Linked DNA regions of Homo sapiens: region 1 is linked to region 2. Evidence: read pairs that join two places in POLR2A ChIA-PET (ENCODE). Cell type or tissue: A673. All regions are shown on one strand.

The links. ChIA-PET counts read pairs that join two places held together with the same protein. Peaks named below come from ENCODE experiments on the same cell type or tissue, not always from the same donor. Only the 100,000 strongest peaks of a DNase experiment are listed, where the experiment ranks them.
Region 1: POLR2A ChIA-PET joins it to region 2 with 6 read pairs; 2 of 35 experiments call an interaction of 5 or more read pairs at or near these places.

What each region holds. Positions count from the first base shown.
Region 1 is chr7:74,177,629-74,180,128 of GRCh38, reverse strand. The region is part of intron 1 of EIF4H (eukaryotic translation initiation factor 4H); the gene reads right to left. Among named protein-coding and RNA genes, the nearest start is that of EIF4H, 4.5 kb to the right of the region's middle. RefSeq lists enhancers at 1-180, 181-681. In A673, no CTCF peak of the experiment used is centred here; no DNase peak of the experiment used is centred here; H3K27ac peaks cover 1,774 bases.
Region 2 is chr7:74,341,588-74,344,087 of GRCh38, reverse strand. The region is part of intron 3 of CLIP2 (CAP-Gly domain containing linker protein 2); the gene reads right to left. Among named protein-coding and RNA genes, the nearest start is that of CLIP2, 53 kb to the right of the region's middle. In A673, no CTCF peak of the experiment used is centred here; no DNase peak of the experiment used is centred here.

The DNA.
Region 1 (2,500 bases), 160 kb after region 2:
ATCTCCAGGACTCAAGTGATCCTCTAGCCTCAGCCTCCCAAGTAGGTGGGACTATAGGCATATACCACCACACCAGCTAATTTTATTTTTGAAAAGACCAGGTCTGGACATATTGTCCAGACTGGGCTAGAGTGATCCTCCTGCCATGGCCTCCCAAAGTGTTGGGATTACAGACATGAGCCACAGCACCTGGCCAAAATAACAGTATTTGTTGCCAATGGTAAAATTTAAGCTTTCAAGCAAAAAAGAGTTTCGGAAAACCTGTATCCATCAACATAAGCCTGACAGTCTTTCAATACTCAGAGACTTTTCTAACAGCTATGGTGAATGTGACTTTGATACTGTATAACAAAATGTACCAACATCTGGAACATCTGCATGGCTCTGCCTGGCTCAGTGAACAGGTCCTTTCCAAATCACCAACACCTTACAAATGTATGCACTGGTAAAGGATCCAGTCGGAGTACAAGATAAAGTGACTTTTTTTTTTTTTTTTTGATACAGAGTCTCACCCTGTCGCCCAGGCGGGAGTGCAGTGGCGCAATCTGGGCTCACTGCAAACTCCACCTCCCAGGTTCAAGTGATTCTATGGCTTCAGCCTCCCAAGTAGCTGGGACTACAGGGGCCCACCACCATGCCCAGCTAGTTTTTGTGTTTTTAGTAGAGATGGGGCTTTGCCATGTTAGCCAGGCTGGTCTCAGACTACTGACCTCAGGTAATCCGCCCGCCTTGGCCTCCCAAAGTCCTGGGGTTACAGGAGTGAGCCACCGCGCCCAGCCAAATGATGAACTCTAATGTAAAAGTATGAAGAGTTTATTGATAAGGTTTTAGGTTTCACATTGCAACTAACCTTCATAGAAACTACTGCTTATTGAGTTTTGGTATAGAATCAAATATGAATATCCAGAATTATTTGATTACTCCTCCCATTTCCAACTATTTATCTGTGCAAGGATTGAGCTGCTCCATAAAAGTCAACCAAAGCAACACATTCCAAGAGTGGAGACAGATGCAGGTATGAGAATCCAGCTGTGTTCTATTAAGCCAGACATTTAGAAGGCTCCAAAAATGTGAGTACACAGAAGGCTCCAAAAATGTGAGTATACATGAAAGACAGGAGAAGAATGTGCAGAACAAAGGGAGGTGACGGCCCCCCTAGCCCTGAACTGGAAGGCCATGCTTAACCAGAGACTCATCAACCGTGGAGCAGCCACATACTTGAGCTCCTTCAGAAGGTCCTGATCAAGACGGAAAATCACATAAATCATGACGTGGGGAAACTTCGAAGAACATTCGACTTACACAAAAGAAGTCTTAGACGTACATACAGCTGCCATTAGGTTCTATGAAAATGATGCAATCACACTCATTTCATGCCCGGGTGTGCAGGTCTAATCAGCATGATGTAAAAGCAACCAGGCGACAAATACTCTCCTGAACCTTCCAGGGGAAGCTGGAAGCCAGAGTGTGATCCTGGAAAGACATTCAGAGTCTGCTTTGTACGTTCTAAGCTTCCAGGGAGACTCCTTAAAATTGTGAAGTCTTTCCAGAACACTAAGCTTAATTTTTCTTTTTTTTTTTTTGGAGACAGTCTCTCTCTGTCGCCCAGGCTGGAGGAGTGCAGTGGCATGATCTCAGCTCAATGCAACCTCCGCCTCCCTGGTTCAAGCAATTCTCCTGCCTCAGCCTCCCAAGTAGCTAGGATTACAGGTATGTGCCGCCACACCCGTTTTGTATTTTTAGTAGACATGGGGTTTTGCCACGTTGGTCAGGGTGGTCTCAAACTTCTGGCCACAAGTGATCCGCCTGCTTCGGCCTTCCAAAGTGCTGGGATAACAGGCATGAACCACTGCACCCAGCCACAAAGCTTAATTTCTAATAGAAACATAAATTGAAGGCTGGGTACTGTGGCTCACACAATGAGCCTTGGGAGGCTGAGGCAGGAAGATCCCTTGAGCCCAGGGGTTTGAGACTAGCCTGGGCAACATAGAGACACTCTGTCTCTACAAAAAAATACAAAAATTAGCTGGGCATGGTGGCGCACCCTGTAATCCCAGCTACTTGGGAGGCTGAGGTGGGAGGATGGCTTGAGCCTGGGAAGTCGAGGCTGCACTGAGCTATGATCCTGCCACTGCACTCCAGCCTGGGTGACAGAAGGAGAGCCTATTTCATAAATAAATACATGTTTCTAACTCATATGTGGGGAAAACGAGGCTCAGAGAGGTGAAGAAACTTACTTCAGATCACACAACTAACACATGGCTGAACTGATGAAACTCTGGTCTGCCTTATTCCAAAGCCAGGGCTTTTACATGAACCGTCATGCAGAGACCTCTTAGCAAATCCAAATATTTCTGGTAACACTTTTCATAGAGGATAATGGTTTGGAACTAAGCAATGGAACACTTGGAGTGAAGAAGGATAACAAACCTAAACGACTTGACATTTGACATGTAAACAGCATTTTAAAATAAGCTTTTCAATAGCTTTACAGGCCCTA
Region 2 (2,500 bases):
CAATCCAGGGAGCAATCTGGGCTGGTCAGTAACCCCCAGAGCCTCCACTTCCCACCCCAACAGGGTCACAGGCCCATGCCCAGGGCACTCCCACGACATTAGTCAGACTGTGCACAGCCATAGCTCCTTGCAGACTATGACTCATCCTCACATCCACCAGTTCTCTCTCTCTCTCTTTTTTTTTTAAGACAGCGTCTCACTCTGTCACCCTGGCTGGAGTGCGGTGGTCCCATCGTGGCTCACTGCAGCCTTGACCCCCTGAGCTCAAGTGATCCTCCCACCTCAGTCTCCCCAGTAGCTGGGAGCATAGGCATGCACCGCCATGCCCGGCTATTTTTTTTTTTTTTTTGTATTTTTAGTAGAGACGGGGTCTTGCTATGTTGCCCAGGCTGGTTTCCAAATCCTGACCTTGAGTGATCCGCCTGCCTTGGCCTCCCAAAGTGCTGAGATTACAGGCACGAGCCACCGTGCCCGGCTGCCATCAGCTCTCTTAATGCTCTCCATAAAAGCATAAAGCAAAACAAGAGTGCTGGGCCATGGCCATTTTGCTGAACAGACACATGGAGAATGAATGAATGAATGAATGAATGAATGAAGATGAGGCTCTGTAAGTGACTTGCCCAATATCACAGACCTGGGCCTGATTTCCCTGCTGTACCCACCCCCAGTAGGTGCCCACAGACCCCGGAGATCCTGAAGGACAGGTCAGGGAGACTAAGCTGTTTGCCCAGGTCCTGTTGGATGGGGTTGGCTTTCCTGGGAGCCACAGGAGGAAGAGCAGAGTGACGGTCCCAAAACAAGTTCCTTGGACAGGATGGTGCAGGGGTCCAGGAGTCCAGCCTCCTTCCTGGGCCCTGCCGTTCCTGCTCCACTCTGGGTTTTTTTCTTGTTTTTTTTTTTGAGACGGAGTCTTGCTCTGTTGCCCAGGCTGGAGTGGAGCCGCACCATCTCAGCTCACTGCAACCTCCGCCTCCTGAGTTCAAGCAATTCTCCTGCCTCAACCTCCTGAGTAGCTGGGATTACAGGCGCCCGTCACCATTTTTTTTTTTTTTTGAGACAGAGTCTGGCTGTGTCATCCAGGCTGGAGTGCAGTGGCACCATCTTGGCTCACTGCAAGCTCCGCCTCCCAGGTTCACGCCATTCTCCTGCCTCAGCCTCCCGAGTAGCTGGGACTACAGGCTCCCGCCACTGCACCCGGCTAATTTTTTGTATTTTTAGTAGAGACGGGGTTTCACCATGGTCTCGATCTCCTGACGTCGTGATCCGCCTGCCTCAGCCTCTCAAAGTGCCGGGATTATAGGCGTGAGCCACCGCGCCCGGCCACCATGTATTTTTCAGTAGAGGTGAGGTTTCACCATGTTGCCCAGGCTGGTCTTGAACTCCTGACCTCAAGTGATCCGCCTACCTCGGCCTCCCAAAATGCTGGGATTACAGGTGTGAGCCACCGCACACGGCCCCTGCTCCACTCTTGCCTCCTCCGATCCCATCCCCACCAAGCAGCAGGTGTGATGTCCTTAACCCATGAACCTGTCACACAGCTGCAGCTTCCATGGCTACCTCAGCTCTTAGAGCAAAGCCCTGGCTCCATCCCAGGTCCCTGGCCCTGTGGGGTCACCCAGGTCAGCCTCTGGGATGTGATCTTTCCCTGGCTTCCCCCACTGCCCACTCAGCCTCCCTGCTCTTTTCAGTTTCTTTTTTTTTGTTTTTTTTTTGAGACAGAGTCTCGCTCTGCCACCCAGGCTGGAGTGCAATGGCGTGATCTCGGCTCTCTGCAATCTCCGCCTCCCAGGTTCAAGCGATTCTCCTGCCTCAACCTCCCGAGTAGCTCGGACTACAGGCACGTGCCACCACATCCGGCTAATTTTTGTATTTTTAGTAGAGACAGGGTTTCAACATATTGGTGAGGCTGGTCTCGAACTCCTGACCTCAGGTGATCCACCTGCCTCAGCCTCCCAAAGTGCTGGGATTACAGGTGTGAACCACCATGCCAGGCCTCTTCTCACAGTTTCTCTAGTCTCTCAGGCCATGGGTCTCTGCCTGGCACGATGCTCTGGCCCCACATCACTAGGCCAATGCCAGGCCATTCCCTAAGTTCTGCCCTCGGGGGAACCATTCCTCGGGGCAGCCTCCCCACCAGGCCAGGCTCTGAGAGCACCACAGCACACTTGGCAGACTCTGTAGGGAGACACTGATGTCTGCGATCACTGGCCTCGTGGTCTCTCTCCTGTAAGCTGGAGATGGCTGGAGGGCAGGGACTACATCTGGCCACGCTCACCACCAGGTCACCCAGGGGAAGTTCTGTCCAGAGGAACCAGGCTAGCAAAGGCGTGGTGCCAGGTATGGTGGCATGGGCCTGTAGTCCCAGCTTCTTGGGAGGCTGAGGCAGGAGGATTGCTTGAGTCCAAGTTTGAGGCTGCAGTGAGCTATGACTGCACCACTGCACTTCATCCTGGGCAACAGAACAAGACCCTGTTTCAAAAAAAAAAAAAAGAAAAGAAAA